Regions from separate parts of the Mus musculus genome. Here region 2 is linked to region 1. Evidence: chromatin loops called from intact Hi-C (ENCODE). Cell type or tissue: left cerebral cortex. All regions are shown on one strand.

Region 1 (8,000 bases):
GAGGAAAATACCTAATTAAAAAAAAAAAAAGAACAATGAAAAAAGAAAGAAAGAAAGAAAGAAAGAAAGAAAGAAAGAAAGAAAGAAAGAAAAGCATGCCAGGATAATGAAGACCGCTGAACAGGTAGCTTATAACTCAAGATGCCTGTATTAGCAGCAAAATGTACCAGAATATGAAGTTCAATGTGGTGATGCTGCGGTTGCTGATGTTGATGCTGATGCCGATGCCTCCATATTAATTGAAGTGAAAGACAATGACAAGTGTATAGACTTTTGATTTTTAAGATCTAGTATAATCAAATCACAACTGTGTATTCATAGCAGCAAGTAAATCTTGAAGGAATGCGAAATGTTATATGAGCACTAGAGGCATAGGTCTCTAGGATAAGTAGCAGTATTTGGATCATAGTTGTTAATTCTTCTGTCTGATAATAGCAAGTTAAACTATGCTGTATTGGAGGAAGTGGGTTTGCATAGAATTCTTAGAGGGATTAACAGAAGCTGGCCTCACCTAAAGTTTATCTCTAAGCCGTTTGATTCAGGTTTATGACATTTCCTGTAACTGTATTTCTGCTTTCTTTGTTGCTTAGTAAATCTTTATTTGAACAACCTAGCTCTGTCTAACCTGTCCTTAGATAGTTAAGGAATCATCAATTGTTCCTAGATGCCAAACTGCCCATTAAATCATGAAGAAACTGTGTCTTATGGTGGTAATCTCAAAGGGTAATAATTAGTAAAATAGCCCCCCAGGAGGAAAAGGAATCTCCAGGTGAGATTCAGAGCTTCATAGTCTGCACAGTTACCTGACAGGTTATTCTTCAAGTGTTACTGTGGGTGGAGGGTTCCAGATGTTCCTCATACATTTTTTTTTCTCTTCTCCGTAATAGAGTTATAATCAGTAGGTGACCACCAGGGATCTTTGCAGCTATCTGTGGCAAGTTCCCAGTTCTCAGCAAGTGTGTGGTAGCTTGGATACTGTGTTCCATTTGAAGACCAATCAATCTTGCTTCCTCTGTGCCCTTCTGCCAGCTGAACACTGGAGAAATAGTTGATCCCGAAGTCCCAGGTTAGAAGGAAATGGGATTCGTGAACCCCTCAGAGCTGGAACCCCTCTGACCTGGAATGACCATCCTTCGGATGGACAATGTATTTCTATCATTTCCTACTGTGGGAATATTGGGATAATGACTGTGATATTGATCACAGAAGTATGCTAAAGATACAAACAGCTTGCAACTACTTGGCAGTTGTGGCAAGCATCTTGAAGAGCAATCCTTAAGTTTTGGTATTTCTACAGAATTATGGATCTTGATGAGAACTAACTTGAAAATTAACAGTTGGCAAACAGTTTTCAAAACTTCTGGCATTTTATCTTGGGGAAAACAATACAGGGCACTAGCGAAAGAGATGTTGGACATTCAAGTATCTAAGAGTATATAAAAAATAATGAGGCTGGAAATGGAAAAGAAAAGAAAATGTGCCTTATTGCATTTGGGGAAGTCTACAGTTAATTCTCTAGTGGAAAGAAGATGGATGCCATATTTAAAACCTGAGGAGGACTGTTTACAATTTGCCCTGCGTGCTCAGTTGGTGTCACATTAGCCAAGGATCCACAATCATAATTAAATCTAAGATTCTAATATCTAGAGAGCATATACCGATCAATTAATTATTGATCATAAAACTCACACTGAAGTTATAATCAAAAAGCACTGAAGAGACATTGGATTTTGTAAAATCTGATAAACTGGAGAAATTGACTAAAATTCCTTGACTTTTTCTGGAATACCTTTTTCCTTTTTTTTTTTTTTTTTGAAAGTATGAGAATAAAATAAGATACTGCAAGTTACTGAACACAGTGCCTGGTATAGATAGGTGACCAATAGTAGTTATCAATAGTAGCTTTAAGCATTAAACCAATTCTTTAAATATTTGTAAACTTGGAAGCCAGGTGTGATGGCACACACTTATAATCTTAGTATTCATCAGGTACAGTTAAGTTCAAGGCTATTGTAAAATACACAGCGAAACTCTGTCTCAACAAAACAAACAAACAGTATTTATACATCCGTATACTTGAAAGGATGTTTAGGAATCTTTGTGCAATACATTTACACATTAAAAAATGACTGTAGTCTGCTGATAGATTTCACGTGGTGCACAGTTCAAAAGGAAAAGGAAAAGAATACAAATATTGGGTGGAAATTTTCTTTCCTTGACTATGCAAGGCACTCCCTGGAATGTAGAAACGACTCATTAGTTATCCAATTATTTTGTCTGGAAAGACATAACTATTTTTAAACAAACAGCCTATGTCTACAAAAAAAGTCAAACATAACTGCAACTATGTATACCACGGTTACCTCTGGAAAGACCACCTTGAGTGTGCACACCAGCACTCTTACCAGCGTATTCACTATCCACAACCTACACACGAGCAAATCTTGACAATGTCAATGTAAATCTTTTGAAAATTAAAATATAAAATAGTTTAAGCTGCCTTTTAGCATTCTGTTCTCACAAAACAAATAACTCACCTTTTTCTTCCCTCTCTGAAACCACATTACTATATTACTCCACAAGATGCTTTTTGTTTCTACGTGTAACTTTATTCTATTTTTAAACAAGCATAGTCTGATTTTGTTTGCTTTTAGAAGACTCATTCAGAGTCACATATTGTGGTACAGGTCTAGAACCCCAGCACTGGGGAGTCTGAGCCAGGATGACTGCCAAGAAGGGAACCAGGCTAGCCTGAGCTGTATAGCAAATTCTAGAAATTCCTGGGATACAGTGTGAGATCCCTTCTCAAAATCCCTTCCAAGTGGGTAGGGGGAAAGGAGAAAGAATCACATTTAAAAGGACTTAAACATTTACATCCTATTTCATGCCTGTTTCTTTCAGTGTGGACAGCATGTGTTTAGTGTATCTCGGTTTCTTTGAGGCAGGAAGGAAGGGGTTAATTCATAGTTGGATTTTATGAGTTTTATTTATATGCGATGTGTGCTAAATACTTATCTTTCAGTTTGAAGTATTTTCCCCAGGTGATGGGAAGTAAAAATGCCCATCACATTAAAATTAGTTAAAAGAGATCATTTAGATATGAAAGTAAAGTTTGGAATTAAAATTAGGGAGGTGGGATAGATATTTGACTCCTTGGAATTACCGGATGAAAGAGTAAAGGGGGAGGGCGAAGCTTTGTAGGGCAGGAAGACCCGGACACAGTGGGAATGGAAGGCGGTGTGGGAGAAGAGAGAAAGGCAGTCACAGACTGAGACCGGTCAAGCATCACATCAAATTTTTTACATTCCGGCATAATAACATTTCAGGGATTCGAACCAGCAGAACACCAGTCCCTTTCCCCCTTACTTTAAAACGATAATGATTCTCTTTTAAAGAGTCTCTCCCGGCCCCGCCAGGAAGATCCTTTAAAAGCACGCGACCGGGATGTGAAACTGAGAGAGTCTTCCTGCAGCACACAGGACCTCCCCTCTGTGTCTGGCACAGCTCTTCCCAGCTCAGCCAGGGAACCCAGACAAGTTTATTTACACACCCCCCCGCCCAGCGTGCACAAACACACCCGCAGAGAGCGAGGGCGCGAGGGGCGGGAACGCCCTCTCTTCCATCCCTTCCAAACAATTATCTGCCAGAAGAAAAAAAAAAAAAAAAAAAAAAAAAAAAAAAGCAAATCCTTCGCCGCGCCGGAGGCTGGCGGGGTGGCGGGCGAGCCGGGAAACGTGGCCGCGCCGGCGAGCTGGGGATTTGTGAAAAGGAGCGCTGGCCCGCGTGCGCCTCTTGTTCCCCGTGTAATTTGCAGCCAATCATCGGGAGGTGTCCGCGCCCTGCGTCCTGCTCACCTCGGCCCGCCCCCGCCCCCGGCTCCGCACCGCCTCCCTCGCCTTTCTCCGCGCTCCCCTCCCCCAGCCACCGCACACACGCACACACACAAACAGAGCGAGGGGGGGGGGGGTGAGAAAGAGAGAGAGAGAGAGAGAGAGAGAGAGCGAGAGAGCGAGAGAGAGAGAGACTCCCCGGCTCCCTCCCTCCCTCCCTCGCACACAGCGACTGGAGACGGACCGGGAGCAACGCGCCGGGAAGAGCAGAGACCACCGACAACAGCCCCGCGCTCTCCCACACACGCTCACACTCGGCGCTTTCCTCTCCACCCCCACCTCCTCCTCCTTCCACCCCCTCCACTAACACCATCTCCTCCTCCTCTCTACAACAAGAAAAAAAAAAGCCATTTACAGGTATTTTTTTTTCATCCGCATATTTATTTACCCCACCCCCCCATTCCCAACAGTTTGTTTACAAGTATTAAAGTTGTAATTGGGAGCTGCCAAGACACATCTGGATTTGTGTTTCTTTGTGTTAGGGGGTGATGTGCAACTAATTAAAGGCAGACTGGCAGCGTCTGTAAATTCTAAGGCTCCCCAAATAAAAAGAGACTGGTAAGTGATTGTTCTTTCTCTTCCTCTGGCTTCCCCGCTTCTCTTTCTCTCTTAAATGTTTGCTGTCCGGTGGGATTGTAAAAGTAGATTAATGCTGGTCTCCAGCAATAAAAACCGTGACTGTATTAATTAATTAATTAATCTGCACCGGCCCCTCCTCCTGAATGTTAAATATGACCTTTGATCTCCATGTCTCTGGTAGATCAGACATACAGTATTAGGCATGTACAGTCACATTGTTCAGAGGCAAAGCAGGATCATGAAGTATGGATGTTTATTTTAGCTTTGGTGTTAGAACTATAGTTATTGGTGTGTGCTTTATTTTGTTGCTAAATAAAAGCCAAACAATAGCTGTGGCTTAGGTACCTTTTTTTCATGCTCCAGGGATGCATTGATTAAACAATAATGACCTGGATGCTGGGCACAATCCTTTTCTACAGTTTCTGGTGGTATTGAACCTAGAGGAGGGAAGGGGGGGGGAGGTAGTAGCAATTGGAGAAGCAAGGACAGCTTGTTTGGAAACACCATGCTAAGACTCTGAAAGGGGGATATTAGATCCCTTCTTTATTTGGAACAAGGTCAAAAGACTAAAATGTTAGTGTCCCCTCCCCTCAGTGGGATGATGCCCATTGCATGGTTGGCGGAACTAGTTTCTAGTGACTAGCAGTTATTATGATCTTGCATCTTCAATGTAATTCACAGAAACGGAAGCTGTATGTGTATTCTTACTGTGTCTTTCCCCCCAGACCCTAGCAAGTGTCAGGAATATTTAGCCAGGAGGATTTGGGGGGCACCTTTGTATTGTCATCAGGCCTCAGAAGGGAGCAGTTTTCCCTAATGTGAAACCACAGAGGTGGTGCCTGAGTGATTAGGGACTTGCTGTGATTGAAGGATGCCTGCCAGTTTCTAATCCAGCCGGAGGGAGGTTCCTTATCTTGCTTTACTTTGCCTAATAGGGATTTGTTTACATAAACCCCCCTTTTTTTAGGGTGCCTCATCAGTAGACCTTGAAGTTTTCAAATTTGAAGTTTGGACATAATGCTTCATTAATCTAATTATAAGCATAATGACTATAATTGATATGCATTTGAAACTCTGAAATTTTGAGACAGAGATTGCTAGGCCCTCAGTTTTAATTCCACACCAACCTCTAGGCTTCAGAAGAAGCCAGAGAAAGGTACTCTGGCAAAGAAAAAAATAAATAGGGAAACAAAGAAACTGTTTTTTTAAGGTGAATATACATTTTATATTTTTGCTTTAATTCTTAGAAGGATATGATATAGCTCTCACCCTTAATAAACAAGCAGAACCCCTCTTCCTAATGCTTATTGATGGCCTGTAAGCAGAGAGAGAAATGCAAATACCCAGTTAGCATTAAACTTTCCTCTTAAAAAATAGCAAAGGGGGGAAAAAAACATCTTAACAGTTCTTTGGATAAAAAAACACCTGAAGGAATCTCCCTTCTCTTTATGCAAAAATCAGTGTTGGTGAATGATTTAAAAAAAAAAAAAAAACTCCCTTGCTTTCCTCCTTTCTTGGGAAGACACAGCAATCTCCATTAGAAATGATTGGGAGTATTCTTATAGGAGCAGCAGACACTTAGTTCTGAGCCTGTGACATTGCTTGTATTTGAGATCTATCTATACATTTCTTTCTTTCTACCTACCTACCTACCTACCTACCTACCTACCTACCTACCTACCTACATTCCATCTTTCTATCTCTCCTCCCTTTTTAAAGCGAGTGGTGCACCACCTTGCCCCTGCCACCAAATGGCTTGTACAATTGAGACCTGTCCTTGGTCCATTGAATTAAGACCCTAACAGAGCCAGCTGTGCTGGGATTCAAACTAATGACAGCAGACACAGAAGGACACTGTGGCAGCTGGTAGTTCTTTTTTTCCACCCCCCTCCTGCCTCTTTGGTTCAAATTGTATGTGGGCAGTCTTGTAGCTCTCAGTTGTATTGTGTTTGCTTACAGTTTATGCGCGGATGTATTGTAGACTTTCTCAGTACTTCATTTGCTAATTTCCGGTTCGTTTTCCTCATAGGGCCATTGCTGTTTCTACTTTACAGCATTTGCATGCCCAGGCAGCACTTGTTCACACATTTCATAATGTTTAAATGCCCTCTGCTTATAGGTAGTATCGCCCTCCCACCCCTGATTTGCATGTCTTTAGCACTCCAATTGCCCTTTTCCCTCGGCATTTGTCACCCCTGTCTTTCCTCTTTCCCTGGGTACTCTAGCTATTAATACATTTTTTCTCAGGAGGGTTACAAGAATAGGGGGAGGGGGAGGAGCTGTGCGGTGTGCTGTCGGGAGAGAGGGAGGGAGCAGGGCTTGGGAGTGTTGGGGGGGCGAGGGGGGTCACGTCTTGATGATTGTTATGCAAACGACCCGACTGGAGAACGTGGGAGCTTTCTGTGGTGTCTGCGGTGGGGTAGCGAGGGCGGCTGTTTATTTATTTTTAATTTTTTTCTGGTGCAGCTCGTTGGAATGACTTTCTTTATTTTAGTTGTAACAGTTGGAGGATAATGCAAAGGAAGACGCTGCTTGGGAAGTCACCGTCTGTGGACATGCGCCCCAGAGAGGACTAGAGCAGCCCTCGCCTTGCTCTCCCCACCCGGATCCCACTTTCCTGCACGGCCCGGCCCGTACCCCGACCCCACCATCACCCGCTTCCCTTCCCCCCACCTCTCCCCCTTTCCCACCCAGGTGTCGGACCAGGCGGTCCCCACTTCCACCCTGCACCCCTTCTTCCCCCCCTGCACCATGAACACCAATGTCTGCGTGGAGCCCGGGCCGAGCCCGGAGGCCCCGGGCTTGCCCAAGGAAAGCCACCTGCCCGAGGGGGCCCTGAACAGCCTTGTGGATTACAACTCGGAGATGGAGCGTTACCGCTCCTTTGCCACCTCCTTCTACAAGACCAACGGGGGCGCCTTCCCGCAGGCAGCCAAGATCGCGCGCATCACCACCCCCATCTTCCCCAGCAGCGCCGCCGCCGCCGCGGCCGCCGCGCGCATCGGCATGTCCCCGTGGAACTGCGACAACGCGGCCACCGCCGCCGCCACCGCGATGCTCTGGGGCAGCGGGGGCGGCGGCGGAGGCGGTGGGGGCGGGGGTGGGGGCGGCGGGGCCGGCAGGAAATCCTCCTCGGCCGCCGCCTCCTCCTCCGCCTCCTCCTCGGCGATCCTCCCCGCCGCCGGCGGTGGCGGTGGCGGCGGCGGCGGTGGCAGCGGCGGAGGCGGCGGCGGCGGCGGCGGCGGCAGGACCAGCATGCACCACCGGAACGACTCCCAGCGGCTGGGGAAGGCTGGCTGTCCGCCAGAGCCGTCGTTGCAAATGGCAAATACTAATTTCCTCTCCACCTTATCCCCCGAACACTGCAGACCTTTGGCGGGGGAATGCATGAACAAGCTCAAATGCGGCGCTGCTGAAGCAGAGATAATGAATCTCCCCGAGCGGGTGGGGACTTTTTCCGCTATCCCGGCTTTAGGGGGCATCTCATTACCTCCAGGGGTCATCGTCATGACAGCCCTTCACTCCCCCGCA
Region 2 (8,000 bases), 66 kb after region 1:
GGGGATCCTGGCTCCCTCCCAGGTGCACTCAAATGCAATCACTGCTCTGCTGTGCCTATTCTTGGTTTCCTAGCATCTCAGCTACACTGTCTCTACCAGACCTACCAAGGCTCCACACTTTATCCCAGGGCAGGAGCAACTTGCTCTTTTCTATACTATGTCACTGACCACTCTCCTCTTCTTTTATATCCAGGACTCTTCCAAGACCTCTGCTCAGTTTCTCTTGTTAAACCACTTCTAAATATACTGTGAGTGGCTTTGTCCTCATTTGGACATTGACCTTAGTTACTGCTGTGTGGCAACATATTTCTGTGACCATCATAGTCAACAGACTGAACACCTGGTCTGCAGGATACTAGCAAATGCTTTATTATGTATCATTCACTGCTTAAAAATAAACTCTATGTGATCATTAAGCCATATTTTTTGGTTTATTATTACACTGAGGGAAACTTTAAGATGATCAATAAAATATTCCCATGGATCCATGCAAACATAGGGGCTTAAGAGCTGCAATGGGTTTATCATTCACAGGGGAAGCAACCTTTTTACCACATTCTCATTTCTCTGTACTCTACTTTTGATCTATTTAGCCAAAGACTTCATTCTTGTTGGCTGAAATGTTGACTGAAGAGATGAGAAACACAAACAGAAAGATAGAAAGGAAATTTCTTCTGACTGAAATGAATAAGTGCTTACTTACCCATTGAAGGAAATTCCCATCTCATGGGTAGAGCACAGAAGCCCGTGGAAGGAAGCCCTTTCTGACTAGATTTGCACAAAATGTCAAGATATGAATTTCCCTTTCAATGTGAGTTAAGCCTGCCTTTGTTGGATGTTCTATTTGTATATCTCTAATCCTAGGTATGCAGAAATAATTGAATATGTGTTATTTTTATTTGGTTAGGTGGGAAAATTTATTTTGATGACAATAACTGTAAAGTCAAGATTTGAATATTTTGTAGAAATATGCTGGAAAAAATCTGTTAAAGAAAAAAAGTAGTGTTTCTTGGGATATTACATGTTTAAAAGACTATAGTAGCACAGCACAATTTCTTAAGTGTTCTATGACAGATCTCATGACACAGCTTGATATATATGATATGTATGTATATATATATATATATATATGTGTGTGTGTGTGCATATATATGTGTATATATATGTGTGTGCATATATATGTGTGTGTATATACATATACATATATACACACACACACACATATATATATGTATATATATATATATATATATATATATATATACACACACATACATACAGAAAAGTACAAACTCATTAATAAACTTTCCAATACTGGAGGTAAAGATGTTAAACTGAAATACTGTTCTTTTCTCATAAACATGCCTACAATCATTTTAACTGTATATTTTTGTTATTTTTACATGTTCTACTTGTATAGTCTTAGACACCAATCGACTAAAATAAATTACTTATAATATATTCTTCAGGCTAGAGAGAGGAATTCACTTTTAACAGCATCCACTGCTCTTGCAGAGGACCCAAATTAAGTTCCTAGCACCCAAATGGGGTGGGTTAAACCAGCCTGAAACTCTAGCTCCCTGAGGACCAAAAACCTCTGGCTTCTAAGAGTATCTGCACCTACTTTCACACACACACACAAACACACACATGCACACACACATTCATTCTTTATGAGTGGCAAGATGGCTCTGTAGATAAAATTGCTTTCTGTCGACGTTGATAAGCTGAATTTGATCCCTGGGATCATTCTTCCATCCACCCACACAATGTACATATATACATGCACACTGCATATTTTTAATTGAAAATGTTATTTTACCTTGATTTTGTCATCTATGAAATTTAATAATATTTACTCTTAGTTAGTAAAAGCAGACACTTGGCAAAACTGAATTGGCTTTCTTGCCTCCATTTGTAAATGTTATGTTCATTAAGCACTTATAAAATCTACCAAAATTCCCTCTCCTAGTATTGAAGCTTATAGATAAAGCCTCACCACATCACACTTGGTTGGGAAACACAGAAAACCTATAGGACTGTTTGTTTTCAGAACTCCCTAATTGAAGAATTGAGACTGGGAGCAACTCAGAAAGGAGGGACTCTAAAGAATTGAACTAGTGAGGATTTTTCAGGCTAGATCGTGGCTGCCTATACCCTGTCAGAATGAATTTTTTTGTCCCCTGAATGATAGTGAAGAGGAGAGGGAGCACTTAATGGTATATAACTTTAAGGGTTTATGGTTTTTATTCATGGGGCCTGTTGACAGTCTGAATGAAGGGAGGCAATACAATTCTATTTCTTTCACAAAGGAACCACAGAGCAGTTGGTTTTCTGGTGCTTTACGCATGCCTTTTTCTTTGAATGGTTCTGCAGTGCAGTTTCTGCTCACATAGAAGTGCATCCCTAAACTAAAACAAATGTACAAGAGATTCTCAGAGAAAACAGGTTCTTATGTGCTGTCTAGACATGTGCTGAATGACAGTTGTTACATCTCTGTCAGATTAATTTCTGATATATGTATATATATATATATATATATATATATATATATAGAGAGAGAGATAGATAGATATAGATATATAGAGAGAATTAAATATATATTTGATTCCATAAGACAAATAATTAGAAAAAATAGTCTATAAAAATATATACTTTTAAACAATTACTATTATATATTGAGGTAGTTTACAAAGACAATTTCTTAATGGCCTCATGGCTTCTTCTGATTTCTCTTGGCTATTTCCAACTTAAAGTCCAACCTTAGTAACTGGATGCTTAATCCTCCAACACAACTCGGAGAAGACCAGATAAGGAGCCAGGGTGTGTGGTTGAAAGCTGTCAGGTAGACTGTATTGTGTCAACTGAAGTGTGGAGAAGAGAAATAGGGGAAGGTGGTTACATTCTATTTCTTTGTCCAAAGGTGGAGTGACAAGTTCACAAGGAAACAAATCCCACATTTTCCTAGGTGAGAGATCCCTGTGCCACACCTTGTGCTGGACTGAGCCCATTCTCAGTATATGAAAAGTTGGATGCATGTATGTGTGGATAATAGACTACCTCCACCTTCTCCATTCATACTGATACTGATACTTCTACTGTCCCATTATAATGAGAAAACTTGTTCACCAGCCAGTTCTGGGTTCCCGAATGCCTAGGCATTAAATTGGACTAGTAGTGGTTTAAAACAAAGAAGCAAACAACAGGAAGCAAGAGCCTGGTTCCATACTCCTGGTTCAGCTTAGACCCATTGCTCTTTGCACAGGGCCTTGACAATTAGCTGCGGAAAAGAAGATGCTCACTGGTTAAGGGCTAGGTAACCTGGAAGTGTAATGATCTGCTTTCTCATTCACTCTTCTCTCCAAACAGCTATTCATAGGGAAGTACAAAAAAATGACATAGCACAAGTGCATAGAGTGATGAAATTAGTTTATACAACTGTCTCTCAAATTCACCCGTGCACTAATTTTCATGTGAACAAATTATATAAAGAAGAAGTATACAGATATATTCTCATCTAATAAGGTGGAAATGCTTTTTCCTGTGTATTTCTCTTTCCCCCCTCTTCTTTTACATAAGATGACCAAACAACCATTTCTTAGTGTGAGAACTCTGAGCCTTCTAAATTTCATTTCTGATCTGATCACCCTTCCCCCCCCCCAAACACATCATTAGCCTTAAAATGCAAAATCTTTCTCTGAACTCTAAATAGAAGTTAAAAATAGCATTCCATTCCCCAAAGCTCTAAATCCCACCTTGTTTTTAATCAGCTTTCCAGAGTGACTGTGCAAGGTTACACAGACCCGACTGACTGATTTATGAATATAATTTTTGTTTTAATTGAAACAGCAACATTTAGGTTCCACCTTAACAGTGCACCTTAAAAGATTATCTCGGTTATTTCACAGGCACCGAGCCGGCACTAATAGTCCAAGGCAGATATTGAAAAGCAGCACAGGGCCAGGCAGATCTATTAGAAATTCCCATCCACGCGCCTCATACATATTGATTTCTGACACCAAGCAGCAGTGAAAGCCCCCGTGGGAATAATATATTTAGCAGGGTTCGCTGCGAGGAGGTCACAGAGTGCATACAGATTAGCTTCAGAGGACCAAGGCGCTAGTATTGGAGCCAAATGCTAGATTTTATATCATTTTAATCTGAACTTTTATAATCCTTTTAGTTCTTCTTTCTCTGCACGGCAGAGAGAAGGCTGCTTCACATGTATCGTGCATCTTTTCCTTTATTCTTCCTATAAATGTGCAAATGCTGCTGTAATGGGGAGGAATGTTCCTTCGGCACAGACAGCCCAGCCCCAGTCAGATTTGCTTTTATAAACGGTGGTCAATTCAGATGAAGACATCTTTATTTAAAGATTCCTTTCCAAGGGGGAGGGAGAATCACAAACCAGGATCTCTAGGGCTGAGGCGTGTAAGCATAGAACTCGCTCCCTGATTAAAAGACCGGTCGCTCCCCTCCCCCCTCTCTCTGACACTGGTGCCCTAATTGAGCAGAAGTTTCATTTATACTGTTACAGCTATGGAAACAAAAATCTAAACATTTTTTTAATTACCTTTCCACCGGCGAGGGAGCGCCTGCTTATTATGCAAAGAAGTGTTGTGACTCTATCAAATAAAGGTGTCAGATGAGAGTCAAACATGCAGTTTTGGAGACTGGAGAGAAGCCAGCTATGCCAGAGGAGAGGTGAGAGTGGACACACTTTGACAGAAGGGTGAAATACGTTCAGACAACAAAGGGGACAGGGAGACAGGGAGGTTTCGCACAACATACACAAAGGCCTATTGTCTCCAGAGGCTTAATTTGAATTTTAGGTGTTCTATAAAAAGTTCCCATGATTACTAATATTCAGAAAAAGAAGTAGCTATATTGGCCAAGAGTCTTTTGAATCCGTCTCATTTTTTTCTGGTATCCTAAGCAAGCATAAAAGCTGAGGACAGAAATAAAGGAGAGAGGAAGCACCAGGCTTCATGACTTAGCCTTGGTATAGGAGTAATCACAGCAAGCGAAAGGTACATTTGAGCTGTGCCTTATCAATAAAGGTTTACTTTAGCAAGAAGAAATAATTAAGGTATCCAATTAAGACTGGAATTTCCCTGTCAAAGTATCTAACTAAAACATGCCAAACACATTAATTTTTTTTTGGCCCATTTCCTACGGTATGTGTTTATTTACTTTTATTTTCCAACATGTTCAAGCTGATCACAAACTGAGAGAGAGAGAGAGAGAGAGAGAGAGAGAGAGAGAGAGAGAGAGAGAGAGATTGCATTCAAAGAAGGAGAGCAATGAGCAATACAACTTCAAAGTCAATTTTATACAAACTTGGAAAACTATGAAAGTCTGCTTTTGGCTAATGCCTTTGTCAGAAGTTTTTGCTTCCTGAAAGCCAGATGACTATCAGAGTGGGATCCTAAAATTAAAGTTACAACAAGCACTTACTCTTAGCAACTGGAAAGATAATCCGGAAAGAAGGACCAGGATGCTGGATAACCTATACACTTTTTACTCAGCCCACTCAATCATTCAGATTCAAACAAGTAGAGGCAGAGAATCCAGGGATTTAATGAGACATTTATCTGCAGAAATCTGAGGGAATCTGTACAAGCTGGGCATTCCTACCACCAAAAAGGAGAAGTATGTGTGCCTGTGTATGTGTGTGTGCATGAGTGTGTGTGTGTGTGTGTGTGTGTGTGTGTGTGTGTGTGTACACATGCTAATGGGAGAGTTTGACCAGTGGATGTATCAGCATTAAATCGCACATCTCATTTGACTGTTCCTTGTTTTCCCAAGTAGAAGTTGCCACTTCTATATTTGGCAGCTTTCTGCACACTGTACCAACTTTTACAATAAATTACCGTGAGAGCTTATATTTCTCCTTATGTTCTTGGGCTCAGTGAATTTACTTATGGTTTACAAAAAGAGAAATGGACTTGGGGAGCCTGGAATAACCAAGGACACACTCAGGACTGAGTGAACATCTGGGAAGACTGTCATCCTCCTCTTCTGGACTGATCTCTCTTATCAAAGACCTTGGCTGGAAAGTCCTGCTCGACCCAGGGCAAGGAGAGCTTGACTGTGTTATTATCCACCTTTCCTGATTGTCAACACGTTGCTCTATTTCCTTGTACATAGATGTTAGTCAATAATATCAGTTGGTTTGAATACATTATATGAGATAGAAGTTATACGTATGGGATCGAGACCAAGAAATAATTGGCCAAAAAGCAAATGAAGCAAAGAAAAAAAAAGACAACAACAACAACAACAAAAAAAACCCCAGCAAGTCATTTATTCAGCGGGGCTGTCTTCAAGGCAGCCAACACTCTACTTGATTGCTTCTCTCTGGACTGGCCCCATCAGTGTCTGAGAGACAGTTTGAGATGGATGGAGCTGTTCATTTATTACCTGAAGGGGGAGGGGCACATTTTCCCACTGGAAAACAAGCCCAGGGAAGTGCAAGGCAAGAAAAGTACAAGTATAGATGGTTGGGCTTCTGATTTTGATTGGAGTTCCACTGCCCAGGTGGCAGTTAACAATTCACTTCCCATTATTTCTTTCACCCTAAGCCAACTCCAAGTCTCTGTCATATGATCGCAGGCTGCACCAGCCCTGCTAGCCATCAGTTGGCTGAAAGCCTAACAATTGAATACTACATTTCTTCCAACTTGCAGCTCTGAGATTTTAGTGGAAGTATTGCTCAAAGGAGTTGAAGGTCCTTTTAAATTTCTAACAGCTGGAAAGGAGTCACCTAGCCAACCTGAAACTATAAACCTCTACATGTCCTTCCTGGACCAGGTCAACCAGGCTTAAAGTCACAAATAGGTGCATTCATTTTTATCCAGCTGCTTTTTCATAGACTCTGCTGTAACTTGGACAGCAGGGGAGTGGTCCAGGACCTTAGCAGAAATTTGAGAGTTGGCCTGATTTCTGACCAGCATTTAACCACTGGTCAGGCTAGAGTTTTCCTGCTGTTGCCTGTTATTTTCTGTGCTGCTTGGTGTCCCTGGAATTCCTAGGACTGAGTAACAGAAGAAAGGGAGGGTTTAGAAAGCATTTTCCCATGCACAGAAAATTCAGAGATTCGGAACTCTGAATAGACCAACTATTCTTAAAAAATCCTTAAGAACAGGCCCCTTCTTGTTAATTACCCATACAAGGTCTCCACTGAAGTGTCAAGAAGTGGGTTAGTGGAATTCATAAAATGTGTTTTTTTTTTTTTTTTGAAGAGAGAGTATCTGATTCCTACGGTTAAGAGAATACAAAACTAAAGTTGGAATTAAATGATAGATTTTTTTCTAAAATTAATTTGCACACAGCCTTCCCAGCTGTGCTAAATGTTTTATCTCCACAAAGAGCTTCACAATAATTGGCAACGTGTGTGGGGAAATAGAATGTGAAGGTATTATAAAGCAATACATAAACTATATGTGTGGGGGCTACAATTCCAAATTCTGACAATGTCCACAGTGCATGAGTGAGATTCGGGGAAAGTAGACAGATGCCTTTGTGAGGGAGAAAAACAGGGGAAAAGTCCCTTTCAGTTGGGGGCAAAAGCATGCATTTACTTTCAGTAGAAGTAGACACACTTAAATCCCTGCTGAGAGCTGGGGAGGGCTGGATGAGCTGTCTAGAAAGCGTTTTCTCTCACTCTATAATGTTAGAAATTCTCGGACAGCAGTGTGCATGGCAATGCACAGATTCTGAGGCGTAAGAGCACATCAGGGCATTGAGAAAGGTTTAATGTGTTCTCATTAGAGGAGCAGGGGCAGAGAGGGAGGGGGAGGCGCCTTGGGGGACAGAGCTGAGCTAGACCACTCTGGGAAGCATTACAATTTTGTGCCTTCTCACTTCAACTCCCTCACTCCCTGAGCTTTACATAGCTGTTTCCCAGACAGTTCAGGAAAATGCCTCCCAAGCCTCCTGTAAAGAGAGCTAGCTGTGCTGTAGCTCACAGCTTGCAGTTTAACAGTTTGTTTGCTTGG

The links. Peaks named below come from ENCODE experiments on the same cell type or tissue, not always from the same donor. Only the 100,000 strongest peaks of a DNase experiment are listed, where the experiment ranks them.
Region 2: a loop joins it to region 1, with 4 times the contacts of the local background. A loop is called at or near these places in 2 of 42 quality-filtered maps.

Annotation. Positions count from the first base shown.
Region 1 is chr3:134,232,440-134,240,439 of GRCm38, forward strand. Cxxc4 (CXXC finger 4) reads left to right here and starts at 4,056. Exons shown (of 4, transcript NM_001004367.4): 1 at 4,056-4,247; 2 at 4,373-4,448; 3 at 6,964-8,000. The coding sequence starts at 7,221. In left cerebral cortex, no CTCF peak of the experiment used is centred here; DNase peaks (open chromatin) are centred at 3,564, 3,745, 4,624, 5,188 and 5 more places; H3K4me3 peaks cover 5,041 bases; H3K27ac peaks cover 4,016 bases.
Region 2 is chr3:134,298,880-134,306,879 of GRCm38, forward strand. No RefSeq gene overlaps it. Among named protein-coding and RNA genes, the nearest start is that of Mir1895, 62 kb to the left of the region's middle. In left cerebral cortex, no CTCF peak of the experiment used is centred here; DNase peaks (open chromatin) are centred at 4,214, 7,673 and 7,870; H3K4me3 peaks cover 903 bases; H3K27ac peaks cover 859 bases.